Linked DNA regions of Homo sapiens: region 2 is linked to region 1. The links are chromatin loops, found by intact Hi-C in ENCODE. Cell type or tissue: heart right ventricle. All regions are shown on one strand. Links, peaks and the distances in the headings refer to the core of each region. The heading gives the core; the rest is flanking DNA.

Region 1 (7,713 bases), core at 2,968-5,467:
CCTTGCTAATGTTCCTATCCAAACACCACTAGACTTCCTTCCAATACTGACGCTTACCTGGAATTGGTCTGCTGGTAGCTTTTCTCCCTAGTACTTAGGGGATCAGAAAATACATGTCCATTTTCATCTACCTTTCTAATGCCTCAATCTCTCTCATCCTGAGAATGCCAATCAGCCAACACCTTGAATTCCCTCAGCTGTCTCTGGGATCCTGATGAGGCATTGTTACTTATTCCTATATAGATAGCTTAGCTGTTCGTTGACACGAGGCCATCACAGATACTGCAGACATACCACACGGACACTTTAGAACAAAGCATTTGTCATTCTTATCCATCCATCCATTTGTCAGTTCAACACACACAAACCCGTCACTCTGCTTGGTGCTGTGCTGGGTACTGGGCACACGTGGATGAGTAAGGCAACATCACAATCTATGAGAGAAGGCAGACACTAACGCTGTTGAGTACGATGGTGTGCAAGTGTTGTGTGTGAGGAAAACCAGGAGTGCTTAGCCACAGCAGAGAGGCACATGGCTCAGCACAGTAAGAGAAAGGCAGCTGTTGTCAGGGAAGGCTTCCTGGAGTATTTAGGACTAAGCAGAGTCCTGAGAAAGAAAAAGCAATTGGCCAGAGTGGGGATCGGGCGGGGTATTTGCGTGGCAGGGATGAATTTTCTAGGTAGAACGAGCAAGATAAGAGTGACTCTGAGACATGAGTTTGCTCTCTGTTCTGACAATTGTAAACTATGGTTACCTACACACATGAGATGCCAGGTGAAAGTGAAGGAGGCAAAACCAGAGAAAATAGGAGCAGATCTTAAAGACCCTTGATGCTCTTCTAAGACTCAAAACAGGGGGCAAAGGAGTGTGATGTAGTCAGATGAATGTTTTGATTACTTGGGGGCCATTTGAGGAGATAGGTCAGAGACTCAAAAGTGAAAGCAGGAAAACCTACTACATACCACTTGTGTAAATTGGATAAAACATTTAATCATATTGAATTTCAGTCTCTTCATCTGTAAAGTATAGGCCCTTGCAGGAGCTCTTCTGCAGGAGCATTATAAGGGTTGGATACAACATATAGAAAGCCTTACACACAATGTCTGACACTGAACAGGTCTCATAATGGTAGCTGTGTACTTTATAATATTCATGTTCTGTAATAATCTGATCATAAAGACAAAGGAACTTTCAGAGAGATGTGCCTTTCTTAGGAAGGGCATGTGGGATAATGCCATCAGGAGAACAGCTTCAAGGGAGTCATTAACACACACCAGTAAATAATTTATGCATTTGGACCATTTTTCAAAAGCCCTATTATTATTCCTACTCCCTGACTCACAGTGACGCTGGTATTCGCAGCGCATTAGTTAATTTCATGGCCCTGTTGTGAATCTTACAATATTTCATCCCCCTAATTCAAAATATTCATTCCAAGTGGTTCCAACTTCACAAATAAATAATTCCTGTTGGAAAATGGGAGTTTTTCCATCTGCCCAGCCCATTTTCCATCTGTTCCTACAAGCTCATGGCAGGACAGAGCTGGGTCATGAGGCCCTGTTGATTGGTCCTGATTTAAGAAGAAATGGCTTTCTCCCAGATGGATTGCGCGTTAGTGATAAAGATTAGTTTCCACTGTTATCAGTTACTGTGTTATGAGACAGTTTTAAGGATCTGGAAAACAATCGAAAAGTACATGACAGAAGAAAGAAGAGAAGTGTTGTGTTGTCTTAGCTCCCACGATGAGTTTGACATTCTTCTAGGCACCATATACACCATGCATACATCATTTCATAACTGCAACAACACAACAGGTATATGTGATTATGTCTATCTGACACATGAAAGAAGTAAGGATGAGAGGGGCTTAAAAATCTGCCTAAGGTCTCATAATTTGCAAATAAGGGAGCTAGGGCTGATTGCAAAACCCAGGCTCAGTCCACAACACAAGAGATTCAAAAGAGCCTCGTGCTTTAAGAATGGAAAGTATATTGGCCATAGAATTGTGATTATGTTTTTTTTGGTAACCATGTAATATAATAGATGATCCCACGAAATAAGAGCAATTTATTTCAGATCTTTATGTGATGTTGGAGCTAGACAAAGGAAGAGAGTCACTTCCTGATAATCAGAATATAGATAGAGTCTCATCTTAGAAAAAGCAGTGGACTATGAATTGGGAAACTCGAACTCATATTCTAGGATCCTCAGCTTATTGTCTTAACAGCAAGGACAAACCACTTAACTGTCTGGGCTTTGGTTTCCACAACTGGAAAGAGATAGTTCACATTATGTTGCCTCTTCTGTACCTCACAAGGTCTAGAAAGGCACACCTATAGGAAGCATGTAGGACTACAGAGAGTAGTACAGTTTGTCAATGATAACATTTCATGCAAATATTAGGTAACACTTTTATTTCTGTCCCTGCCTGCAAGAAAATAAGGAGCTTGTGTCAGAGTGTAAATCTAGGCAATGCTTCCTTCATTGAGAAAGTCTGGCAACAGAAAAATAGTAGCGGAACTTAATGGTGTACTTAGTGATGTAATTGATTTACTTCATCACAGACTAAGCAAATAGTCCATGGACCAATGCCAGCCTGTGATCTCCATGTTGAGTCTTGCTGTATAGACCACCTTGAAGAAAGCAGCGTGTGAGCATTGATGAGAGAATGCCTGGGAATAGAGTCTCAGATCATTTCTTATGAACTTTGTATGACCTTGATCATCTTGCTAAATCTCAATTTCTTCTTTAGAATGCAGTTAACAATGCCAAATTGGTAGAGTAGTTATGAAGATGAAATGAGAATACATTTGGACCCTTAGAATAGGGCCTAGGACGTATTAGCCAGTGGGGAAAAATTTTACTTATTATTATCATCACCACCATCATCATTCACCCAAAGCATCTGTCCTCCTGGTCTACCACAGTTTGTGGATTCCCATAATTCAGGTATATCCCAGCTGTTTGTCACACATCAAGGAGGTTGTGCCACTGACACTTAGTGAGTAGAGGCCAGGGATGATTCAAAACATCCTGCAATATCCAGGACAGCCCCTCACAACACGGAATTACCCAATCCAAAATGTCAATAGTGCTGAGGTTGAGAATATGAGTCATTCCTTTGGGTTGAGTGAGGTCCCTGGAAATCAGATCAAGATTTAATAACAGATTTTCAGGCATACCAAACTTGTACTTTCATAGAGTATTAGCCCTAAAAGAGACCTTTGATGTTATATGACCCCAATCTGTTTTACTGAAAATAAACTTTAGAAGAATGAGAACTTACCTTCTTTCAATCATCCCTCCTAAAAGCACACTTCCCCAGATGGATTAGAGAGGCCCAAGGTCAAGGCCATCCGGCTACCAAGTGAGAGAGCTACAATTGCATCCCGTGTTTCTGGATCCTGTGGCTGAGGCTAAAGAAGGGGGAAGGTAGGATAGCCCAGGGCGTCTGTAGTGCAGAGACCAAGCCTCCACATCTCTTGACCCCTCACCCCACAGAATCAGGAACAGTGGAGGGAGGTGTCCATAAAATAGTATAGTAGTAAAAAGCACTAGACTTGATGTCAGAAGGCTTGGAAATGTGTACCCTCTCTCTGACACTTTCTCTGTGTTATTGGCCAGTAATATAAGGCATAGAGTCCTAGAACGTTGGCACTGAAATGTCTTTAGAACACTTCAGGTGCAAAGTTAGCAAAGTTCATTCTATCTCTACCTATCTATTCATCTATTGGTCTATTATATATATATATTTCTATCTCTGTATCTCTCTGTCCTTTAAAAAAAAAAGGGTCATGAATGTACTTACCTCATAAAACTGTTTGAAATATCAAATGGGACTAAAAGTGCAATGCAAGTTGTTACTAATGCTTAAAAGTACAGACTTTGGAACCACGCAGCCTGAGTTCAAATCCTGGCTCTGCCAATTACTAGCTCTGTGACCCTGGGGAAGTCACTTAACCATGCTGTGCCTATTTCCTCATATCTAAACTGGTCACAGTAATATCATTACCTGCTTCGTGCTAATATTGTGAGAATTTAGTGAGTTAGTATACCTAAAATGCATATAGAACAATGCCAGGCTCGTACGAAGTTTCATGCAGAGTATTAGCTGTTATTGTAACTAACCATCCTTTGTCCTTGTTCTTCCTACTAAAGCCAAAAAGCCAACCAAGGCATTTTTAAAGTAAATTGTGGAACTCTACAATGGCTAGTAAGAAGGCAAGTTTCTTCTCCCAAATTCTGCCACGCTCACCTTCCTGCCAAATCCTATTTTAGTATTAGGAGGCAACATCGCCCTCTGCTGCCCAGAACTGAAACAGCACGTTCAGCCCCTGTGCCGGCTTCGTTACTCCCGTCCTTTCTGCTCTGCCAATCTTGCCTCCTGAAAATGCGCTTCCCAGACAGATGAAATTGCTTCTATGTACTAATATCATCAGCGAAGCATTTTCCTAAGCAGCTGACTCATGACTTTTTTTTTTGCAATCAAAAGGAACCATCTTTCTAGGCTCTAGTTAGAATGGGAAGAGCTGCCTGTTCTCCAGTTCCCAGTAGGAAGCGACGCTCTGGAGCCCCAGGAACTGAGGAGGGCATCCTCTCCACCTGCAAAGAAGCTGCGGAATTGGAGCGTTATAACAAATTATTCCCATCCACCAATCACTTTGTAATGTGGCTGTTTTCAAGGTAAACTCATTCGTCTTCTTGAACAGATGGCAAAAATAAATAAATAAATAAATTCTGTCTTTGCATATGTGACTCCCTCCAGAAAACTCTATCCCAGATTCAGAAGTGGGCGAACAGGCTTTTGACTGAGATGAGCGCGACAGCTTGAGTAAAGTGGACTGTCTCTATTTCCTCAGAAAGAAGGCCAGCATTCATTCAAAACCTACCACACCAGACGTTTTACGAGTATTATCTCATTTCATCTTTACGACAGCCTTGTGAGCTAAAATTCATCATGCCCAGTAATAATGCAGGAACTGAGGCTCTTAAAGGTTCAAGAATGTGGCCCAAAGCCAAACAACTGATAGATGCTAGGGCCAAGGATTTTGGTTTGGCTCTTGCTGACTCCAAAGTTCACCATACCTCAATGTCTCCTAGGGACTCAAAGTCACACTGGGAAAACGGTGACCTGCAGATTGGAGAGATAACACTAGAAATAATCAGAGAGGAGGAGTGTTTCATGTGTGGTTCGGAGAAAAAGGGATCCTCTATTCCCCTATTCACAGGGAGCTTCTAAAGGGTCTGAGGTGGGACACCCCTCCAACCCTTACCCAATAAAGACCCGCAGTCATCAAGAAGGACTCTGGGTCATCCAGGGCTGCCTAGAACGTGAAAAACCTTCAAAGGGATGCAATGTACTGGCAAATTCTACCAATATTTAAGGAAGAAATAACATCAATTCCACACAAACCCTTCCAGAATATAGAAGAGGAAGAAGGAGCACAGCCCAAATCATGTTTTATCCAGATACCAAAACCAAAGACAATGTGAAGAAATCTACACACCAACAGCCCTCGTGAATATAGACCCCAAATCCTTCACACAATACCAGCAAATCAAATCCAACAATTCGTAAGATACATAATACCAAGTGGGGCCTCTCCTGGAAATGCAAGGTTGATTCAACATCCTAAAGCCAATCAATGTAATTCACCATATCAGCAGACTAAAGACGAAAAATTACATGAATAGACAGGAAACAATGGAGTCCAACTCTGACACTCTCCAGATGAGAAGCCCAAGGACCAGAAGTGAGATGAGATGTCCCAGTGTCACAAATTACTGACAAATCTGTATGTAGAATGCAGCTCTCCACACCACAGAGCCGTGTGAAGCTGCTGCCCATGCTGGGTGCAGGGAAGTCCTTAAGTATGAAGGAGCAGTCGCCAAGAGGCTTCATTCACAGCTCCACATAGCTGTAACTGAAGGGAGGGAGTGGGAAGCAGCTGGCTCCAGCCCACACCAGCTAGAAAATATCTGAGGTTCACAGACATGAGCATCAAGGGAGCGTGAGGTTGGTGGTAGGGGTTATTTTTTCCCTGCAAATTCCCAAAAGAGGTGCAAATTATAACTGCTGAAAATGTGATATAAGGAATTCACTTTTACATATGGTGGCATGTGCCTGTAGTCCCAGCTACTCGGGAGGCTGAGATGGGAGGATCACTTAAGGCCAGGAGTTGGAGACCAGCCTGGATCACATTGCAAGATCCCCATTTCTAAAACAACAACAAAAAAAAATTAGCCAGGCATTGTGGCACATGCCTGTAGTACCAGCTATTCTGGAGGATGAGACTGAAGGATTGCTTGAGTCCGGGAGTTTCAGGCTGCAGTAAGCTATGCTCATAGGGTGCCCCCACTAAGTTCAGCATCAATGTGATGACCTTCTAGAAACCAGGGATTACTAGATTGCCTAAGGAGGGGTGAACTGGTGCAGTTTGGAAACAAAGCAGGCCAAAACCCCAGTGCTGATCAGTAGTGGGATTGTGCCTGTGGATAGCCACTGCACTGCAGCCTGGCAACATAGTGAAATCCAATCTCTCAAAAAACAAAAAAGAAAAGAAATGTACTTCATAATTTGAGAAATACAAGCCATAGTTATTTCTTTTTAAACAGAGTTTTCAAAAATTTGGGGATTTTCATCAAGACACAAGGAAAGGCTACAAATACGTAAGTATAACTAAAATGATAGGGACTCCTCAATCTAACCATCTCCAACCAGGTGGGTTTCAGCTCTGTGACCTTCACAAATGTTCACTCTTGTCAATACCTTACATTAAACCATCCGATGTCCATTTTTTCACTCCTCTTTAGTAACTTGATATCTTGGTCACAATGACAAAACTGATGGTTTATTTACTCTTAGTTGTGACTCTTGGAAAATAATGTCAAAGTCAAAATGTCTTTTTTTCCCTTCCCACCCCAAAATTACATACAGAGAGAGAGAGAGAGAGAGACACTCACACACACACATGCACACACACTTTTCTCCCTTCTCTGCCCCTTTCTTTTCTTGGTTTGGAACTCTTGGGTAAGGTGTATACAAATTCACTTTTGTTTCCGAGGCAATAATCACTGGCCAACTAGCCTCAGCTCCAGAATCTTTAAAGTGAAGTGGAAATTGGATATACTTCTTCTCTGTGTGTTTCCTCTTAAACTAGTCCTTTTAAGTCAGCTCAACTTGTTTTGGAGCGTTATCATTTAAAAGGTACTTCAATACTTAATGCTCCCAGTTATCTAGTATCCCCAATTTACAGACAAGGAAATGAGCACAACAGGGTGAAGTAAGTTTCCTCCACCTGCTCAGTTGGATACAATAGGAGCCAGGCACTTGGGTCATGCTGCTGGATATAGAGGTATTATGGCATCCAACCCAAGGAGGGACATCTCATGGGCAACACTGGGCAAATATATAAATAGTGACTTAATCATAGCAACTATTTAATAGGTTCTTACTGTGTTCCATGCACTGAGCTACATGTTTTTTCTTCAGTAGCTCAGTTAATCCACATAGTCACCCCATGGAGGAGGTGTGATTATCCCCATTTCACTAAAGGAAGAACTGAAGCTGAGAGGGGTCATTTAACTTGGACAAAGTTACACATAACCAGGAAGTGGCTGCATCTTGCAAAGTCAGGGGTCCTGAAAGAGATGCAAATAGCATGCTGTGGGGGCAAGTGTGCAGTGGGAGTGGGGGTGTTAAGGAGGCAGTT
Region 2 (7,713 bases), core at 3,161-5,660, 790 kb before region 1:
TTGACCCCACAGTTTCTCACCCAGCACAGAATTACTACTGATTGAGCACACATTATGTTTCCCAGCCATCTGATTAACTACTTAAGAGATTCTGTCACTTTCTTCCTTTCCTATTACTATTTACCACTAAAACACTCTCAGTCCTGCCATTCTCCTGCCCCTAAAGGAAGCAAGGGAAAACTTATCATTCTCTAACCTCAATTAGGGAGCTCTCTTTATTTTACTGATGTGTAGAAGAGACTCCCATCAAGAACTTGGTCTAAATATTATTTGTTGATGGACCATACTTAAATCAGAAGGTAGTAGTTATCAAACAGGATATCCTATCACTAATTTAAGCTCTTCTTTAGAATATAGTTCTCTACTTCAGGTAAAATAAACCTGGATGGCAGAACTTATTGTATTTACTAGAGCATGTAAACTGGCCAAAGACCAGAATGTAAATATATGTACAATAACATGTATGCTTTTGGAGTAATACTTGACTTTTAAGATGCTTTGGAAGCAAAAGGTTTCTCATCTTCTCTGACATCCTCATTAAAAATAGACAAGTTAAGGAACTTTTAGATACTACTTCTACTTCCTAGTGAGGTAGCTATTATATAGATTGAGGCCCATAGAAAAAGAGCTGGATTTCATCCAGCTTCCTCTCTCCATGGAGTTTATGTTTTAGTTATTATATGTCTATTTTCAGTATGTGTTGATGTTGAAGTATTTCCTTGCCAAAAAGCTACAGAACTTATAGTTACTACAAAGCTGCTTGATTTTTTGTTTCCAATCTGGGGTATTCCAATTTTTATATATTAAGTAACTGAGACGCACACTTTACAAGAACCATTATAAAAGAACACTGTAAGGCATTATCAAAGCTGAAAACTACACTGCTTTTTTCCATCCAAATCTTTTGGAAAGGTAGAAAGAACCAATGGCACCCTTAAATTAAAAGTAGCATACTTATAAAACCTTTTAATAATCCTTTTTCTTTCTTGACCAAAGGTATTTCTACTAGCCATTATGGCCGTATGATCCACTCCCTTGCAAACAATCAGTTATTCCCTTATTAACTGGTAACTAGAAGCATCATGAATTAATAGATTTCATCTTTAATACTAGATTCTGCCCTGTCACATGAAGACATGGCAAAATACTGCAAGGGACTCAAGTACTGTGTCCATTTCTACCACCAATATTTTAAGGCCATTCTCTCACACATCTAACTAAGCAAAGTTTTCATGACTTGCAATGAGGAGATTTCATCTGCCGGAAGAGACATAATAGAAAAACTGCACTCAAACCTCATTGGAAGGTACTTTAACAACAAATGCAGGAGTGGAACTCCTGGAAATTAATCCTTGGATTTCTGTTTTACAATGAAAAAAAACAATACAGAATTCCATACAATTGGAAGGCCATTATATGTTAATATGGACCCTCAAACAAGATTTTCAGAGATTCTCTAGAAGCAGGTGATCTTTGGAAGTAGTCTTCTGACCTGAGACCATGAGAACAATCTTATGACCTCAGATAATGGACAGCTTCCCCTCCAGACCAAGACCCCTGTATAATTCCTGTTTTGTTTTTCATCTGCTTGCTTATAAACACTTTTCTTCTCATGTTCTATAGATCCCTGATTGTTGTCCACCCATAATGGCTTCTTTTTTATTTTCATTCATCTTTATGATAACTATTAGGTTGGAACATTCTCATTCAAACTCATTCTTTGATTATTCCAAACCATAGCCCTGCCTTCAACTTTACCAACTTTTGGATATGCCATTAATCAATGGACCCCCATGATATCTTAGGGCAATTTCAGTCTCACCAAATGAAGCCATGAGGAACTACTGATTGCATTTCCATTTGCACCTACAAGGACAAATGTACTAAAATGAACCAACCTATAACTTTGCCAGTGTCCTTCTTTCCCCCAGAAAAGGAGTACATTGTTACAATCTATTGATTGGAACTTAGGTAATATAAATTTGAATTCAGCAACTTTCTTAAGGTAATTGGCCAAATTCTTGCCACTTGGAAGAGACTAGTAAAGATAAAAATGTGTGACACAGCTAAAATAAAGCATTGATTCTGACCTCATGCCATAAACAACTAAATTTTTTCCTAAGTGTCCATGTGCCACTATCATATACTTCTAGGACTTCCCGGTCATCTTTTCTTCTGCACTTTAGAAATAATATTCTAAGACCTGTCAGTATACAGAGATTCTAATTCTATAGATCACCAAGGCTGGAAATTCTAACTTAGTTGATAGCTCCATCGTAAGTCCTCCATTTGGGGGAATTACTTACTCATTGTTTATGGGAACAATGAAAGGAATGATCCCAGTGGTGAGACTCAAACAAGTAGAAAATATTGAAAGAAACTTAGAATTAACTCAGCAGAAGTTATTAATTAATGTACTCCTTCTGCCTTAGATAGAGTACAGATCAATGTCAACTTGTTGGCAGGAGTAATGATGGACAATGTCATTACTCTAAATTTCTTGTTGGCTAGTCAATGTGGTGTTTGTATCATTGTTAATAATTCTTATTTACTTAGATCTGTGAAGCAGGCATAGTCAAGTAGGCTACACTTCACCTTAAAGAAAAAGTGACTTGATGTTCTAAGATTCATCCTCTTGGGCTCTGGGATTCATTCTGTTTACCTGAGTTAGGCAATTGGGGTTCCTGGGTCTAGCTGTCTTAGTGGGACTATTACTTGTCTTTGTTTTGGTCAAAGTTGTTGTAAGCTTGTTCATTATATTCTATCCAGAGTCTTAAATGCTTTTGTGTAGCAGCTCTCTCATCAAATGATTGTCATGATGATACAGCAGTAAAAAGATCAAGAAGATCTTGTGATACGGTTGACTATGGAGACAAGCAGACAACCTTCCATCAGTGAAGATCTGCATTTCTGGTCTTCCTTGAATTGACCAACCTGTTGCAAGTGAGAGAATGACTGAAAGGGGGGACTGAGGGACGTTGTCTAGACAGTGACCAGATCATATATGGCAGTAGAACATTGACCAACAACCTTTCTGGCTATTGATCCTGGAAAGCAAATCATGACCTTCACATCAATTGACCCCAAACAGTCAGAACTTCGTCAATGACTGCCAGCTTTCCTATTTGTGGCTTTCACTTCTAATTCCGGACCAACCAGAGAAAACCAAATATGCTCCCTGTATTAGTCTGTTTTCATGCTGCTGATAAAGACATACCTAAGACTGGGTAATTTATATTAAAAAAAAAGAGGTTTAATGGACTCACAGTTCCACGTGGCTGGGGAGGCCTCACAATCATGGTGGAAGGAGAAAGGTGAAAGGCACATCTTACATGGCAGCAGGCAAGAAAGAACTTCTGTAGGGGAACTCCTCTTTATAAAACCATCAGATCTCGTGAGACTTATTCACTATCATGAGAACAGCACAGAAAAGACCTGCCCCCATGATTCAGTTACCTCCCACTGGGTCCCTCCCACAACACATGAGAATTATGAGAGCTACAATTCAAGATGAGATTTGGGTGGGGACACAGCCAAACCATATCACTCCCTAAAAAAAAAAATCACATAATATATCCCATTTTTATAGCCTGTCTCCAGCTTCCCCATGCCAACAACTTCTAATTAGAGCATACCTGAACACTCCCCCTTTTCTCTCTCTCTCTCTCTTTTTTTTTTTTAACTATAAAGCTTTCCTTGCTTCTTCTGCCTGACTTTGAGTCTCTGCCAAATGGAAGTGACGATGGCTGATTCCTTTGCTATAGTAAGCCTTGAATAAATAGCCTCTATTTTTCTCATTTTTGTGGTCTTTTTTTCTACAAGAAAAAAGTAAAATCCTCTTGAAATTGTATACAATGATTAAAAAGGCTTAAAACTCAGAAAGCCTCTACAACTATTCCACAGAAAAACTGAGTTATTGTTAATATTCAATGAATGATTTTGCTTCATGGTGATATGTTAACACTAAGGTCAGATTATTTCTTTTTAGCAGGGCTTTGTGAAAGAAGGGCCCTGGGGATCTGAAGGCAGAGATGTTTCTCTCTGAAATGTATCAAAACTAATAAAAGAAAATCTGGAAAGAGAGGGGTATATATATGATATACACTGCTCTGAACCCCACAGCTCTAGCTACAGACTGAATAATTTCTTGACATTTGTACAAAAAGCAAGCTGTACTGAGCTCATCCACAAGTGGTGTGCAATTCAGATTTGTTTCATCTGGTAATCTCCGAGATAAACTGTTGTGTTGAGTAAATAAGGGTTATGTCTTTGCCTGTGACACCAATGTCAAAATTTCACTTCTTATATCTTGTTTATTTATACGTTTTTAGGTAAAAAAAAATTTATTATAGTGATAAAAAGAAGACATTGTACAATAAAGGATGTCATTTTTCAAGAGTCATTATGACAAATTATTAACACTACAGTCACAGTGTGAGGTAAGTTTGCAACTCCTCTAAGGTTGCATAGCTAGTAAGTGGCAGAGCCTGGATTTGAACGATGTTTAGTCTGAGCTGTTAACCATGTCGCATAACATCGCCTCTACTGCCCAGTAGGGGGCATTCATTAGCTTGCCATTCACTTGCCAAGTACCCTTGTGACCTTAGGCAAATTATTAAATTGTCTTAATTTTATGTTTTGAAAGCTTTAAGTGTGTAGATTGGACTTGAGTAGCTTAGGTCAGGGGTCGGAAAACTTTTTCTATAAAAAACCCGGTAGTAAATATTTTAGGCTTTGCAGACTATGTGATCTCTGTAACAACTAAAGTGGTCATAGAAAATAGTAAACAAATGAGCACGTCTGTGTTCAATAAAACTTTGCTGACCAGGTGCAGTGGCTCATACCTGTAATCCCAGCACTTTAGGAAGCTGAGGCGGGCGGATCACAGGGTCAGGAGTTCGAGACCAGCCTAGCCGATATGGTGAAACCCTGTCTCTATTAAAATACAAAAATTAACTGGGTATGGTAGTGGGCGCCTGTAGTCCCAGCTACTCGGGAGGCTGAGGTAGGAGAATCACTTGAACCCGGGAGGCGGAGGTTGCAGCAGTGAGCTGAGATTGTGCCACTGCACTCCAGCCTGGGTGACAGAGCAAGACTCCATCTCAAAAACAAAACAAAACAAAACAAAACAAAAAACAAAAAAACTTTGCTTATACGAACAGATGGTGGGCGCATTTAGCTTGCTGGCTGTATTTGCCAACTCTTGGTTTACTTCTCTGTACGTAAGCCTCTCTCTTCTTTGATAAGCAGGGAACAATGGAAGGAAATTAACATTGAGCATGTACTATGAACTAAGCATTGTACTCAAGACTTTTATAGTTATTGCATTTAATCCTCACAATTTAATCTCTATGCTATAGCAAAGAAAGTGGAGTTTCAGGAAGCTGAAATAGATTGTCCACAATCACACAGCTGGTGGGAAGCACAACCTTCTGACTCCAAGTCTCTTTCTTCTCATCATAGCAGCTTCTCTTCTTTGCCGTCCGTATATATGCCTTTCCCAGCATCTCTGGCCATCCTTGCTTCTGACTTTATATTAAGAATGTTGAGAAAGAAATAACAATAACAGCAGTGAAACTTTATGGGTGGATATTATTCAGTCCTCACGAGAATATATATATATGGTTATATCTCCACGAGAATCTCATAAAGCATATTTTCCCCATTTCATAGAGAGGGAACATCAAAGTCACAAAATGGAAACTGGCAACTCTAGGAAAAGAACTCCCGTTTCCTAACTCCTGATTCCCTAACTAGGTCTTTATTTCTAGTCAACATTGTTTAATTAACACAGGAGAATATTTTCCTTTCTCTGAACCTCTCTAAGTACAGCTGCCAAGTCAATTCCAACCAACAGAAGTAGCTGAGACTGGATTAATGATTTTGGGGGGAATATCAGCTTCAATGCAACAAAATTCTGTTAAAGCAATATGGATTGGTGTCCAGGAAATATCAGAAACTCTTGTGCTTTGTCAACAACTTGGCTATTAGGCTGACAGCCACCTGGATTTCTCTTTAAGGAGTTCCCCACATGAAAAATGGCTCCTCAGAACATCTGACTCTTAGATTGACCAAAGTTCTGGTCAGGAAGAAACCTCTGTCTTTGCTGACAGTTTCCAAAATATAAATACAGAGGCTTGAGGATAGGAAATCTTTTCATTTTTTAAAGCTGTGTATTGAAAGAGAAAACCTGGGACTCTTCCCTGGTGACGCTACTGGAAACTTTTCAGTGCTTTTTTTTTTTTTTTTTTTTGCAGCCCCGTTGGAGCCAGTTTTCAGCTTGGATTTCAGGAGAGCTTCTAAGGAAGAATAAGCATGCCTATCTCCCAGTCTTCCCATTTGTGTCCTGGGCCTCTTATGGCTTTGGTCTGTAAGCAGCAGAGACTGGCTCAGGCTGATAAAGGAGAGAAGAAATTTATTAGATGGTATCGGGCAGCTCACAGAACGGTTGGAAAGCTGCAGAGCAGGTGTGAGGTGAGGGCTGGAGAGGAATGATCTGATGAGCAAAGTGCTCCCTGATCCCCCAGCATTGCTTGACTGTGTCAGGGTCTGACATTGCAACCTCAGACATTGAGGTGGGGAGAAAGGGAGGATAGGAGAGGAGAAGGGAGGAGACGGAAGGGGAGGGTAAGAGAGGGGAAGGGAGAAGAGAGCAGAGAGGCAACGCAAGGAGAGACATGTTTCCTTGTGTCCCTAAGATCTTGATTCAGTCCTGTGCCTTAGATGCAAATGAAACCAGGAAAGCAAGTATCTAGCATTGCTGCCTCTTTAAGGAGAAGCAATTTTATCCTACAACAAGACTCATACTGGGCAGCAACAAAAATGACTAATGTCCATGACAGTTTTCTGCCTCAAAGCCTCAGCCTTCACCAACCCTTGGTCTCCAAGGAACCCTCTAGCAACATCCTCTGTAGATACTGAGTGCTGAACCCTTCCTTCTTGTCTTCTAAACCTCAGAACCTTCTCTCTTACAAGGGCTTAATGCATCATCCACAGAATCCTGGCATCTCTGTTGCAGAAGCACCTGAATGTTCATCTAAGGCAATGTTTTGAGTAATGCTCCGGGGAGCCACAGGGCTTCCTCAGACACCCCACCAGAGTGAAGGCCCTTTCCTCCCTCTTCCCACCACACACAGCCTGCTGTGATTTGGAGCAGGTAAGTTTTGAACTGTTTTGCATATTGGGCTTTAGTTTTTTTGAAGACAGATTCAAAGTCTAAAAAAGTCTTATAGGTGTAGCCCAAGCCCCTCTGTCATGTCTTGATCATCTTTGTAACCCCGCATCTACCACAGGACCTGATGCAACAGAGGTGCTTCAAAAGTATTTATGAATGGAAACAAATAAATATTTTATTCGTTCATCCATTCATCTACTCACTAGAGAATCACTTGTTCAACTCCTATTAGGTCGCAAGGACCATTTACCCATCACTTTCACTGACTGCCAGTCTTGGGTTAGTCAGTGTATATGACTAGAAATGTCCCATTCCTCTCCCACTGCACTGTCTCTGTGCAACCCATGCTGAATCTCAGGCTGTGTCAGCCTGAGGGTTAAAAGTTAGGTCTTATTAATAGTAACAGGCATTATTATTATTCTTGGCTTTACTCCCAACCTGCTATTGCACAGTTTCTCTAGTTTGGTGACCTCATTTCTCTTTGAGGCATGCTCTACTGTAAACTTTGTCTCTTACTAACACACAAGATAGAAGTGGTG

What was found. Hi-C counts contacts between places; a loop is a spot of excess contacts. Peaks named below come from ENCODE experiments on the same cell type or tissue, not always from the same donor. Only the 100,000 strongest peaks of a DNase experiment are listed, where the experiment ranks them.
Region 2: it touches region 1 in a loop (4-fold over the local background); 27 of 110 quality-filtered maps call a loop at or near these places.

The regions. Positions count from the first base shown.
Region 1 is chr1:59,973,586-59,981,298 of GRCh38, reverse strand. It overlaps the pseudogene RN7SL475P. Among named protein-coding and RNA genes, the nearest start is that of CYP2J2, 51 kb to the right of the region's middle. In heart right ventricle, for the core only: CTCF peaks have their summits at 4,098 and 4,308 (motif pointing left); a DNase peak (open chromatin) is centred at 4,298; H3K4me3 peaks cover 379 bases.
Region 2 is chr1:60,762,239-60,769,951 of GRCh38, reverse strand. The region is part of intron 1 of LOC101926964 (a long non-coding RNA gene); the gene reads left to right. Among named protein-coding and RNA genes, the nearest start is that of LINC01748, 140 kb to the right of the region's middle. In heart right ventricle, for the core only: a CTCF peak has its summit at 4,549 (motif pointing right); a DNase peak (open chromatin) is centred at 4,543; H3K27ac peaks cover 301 bases.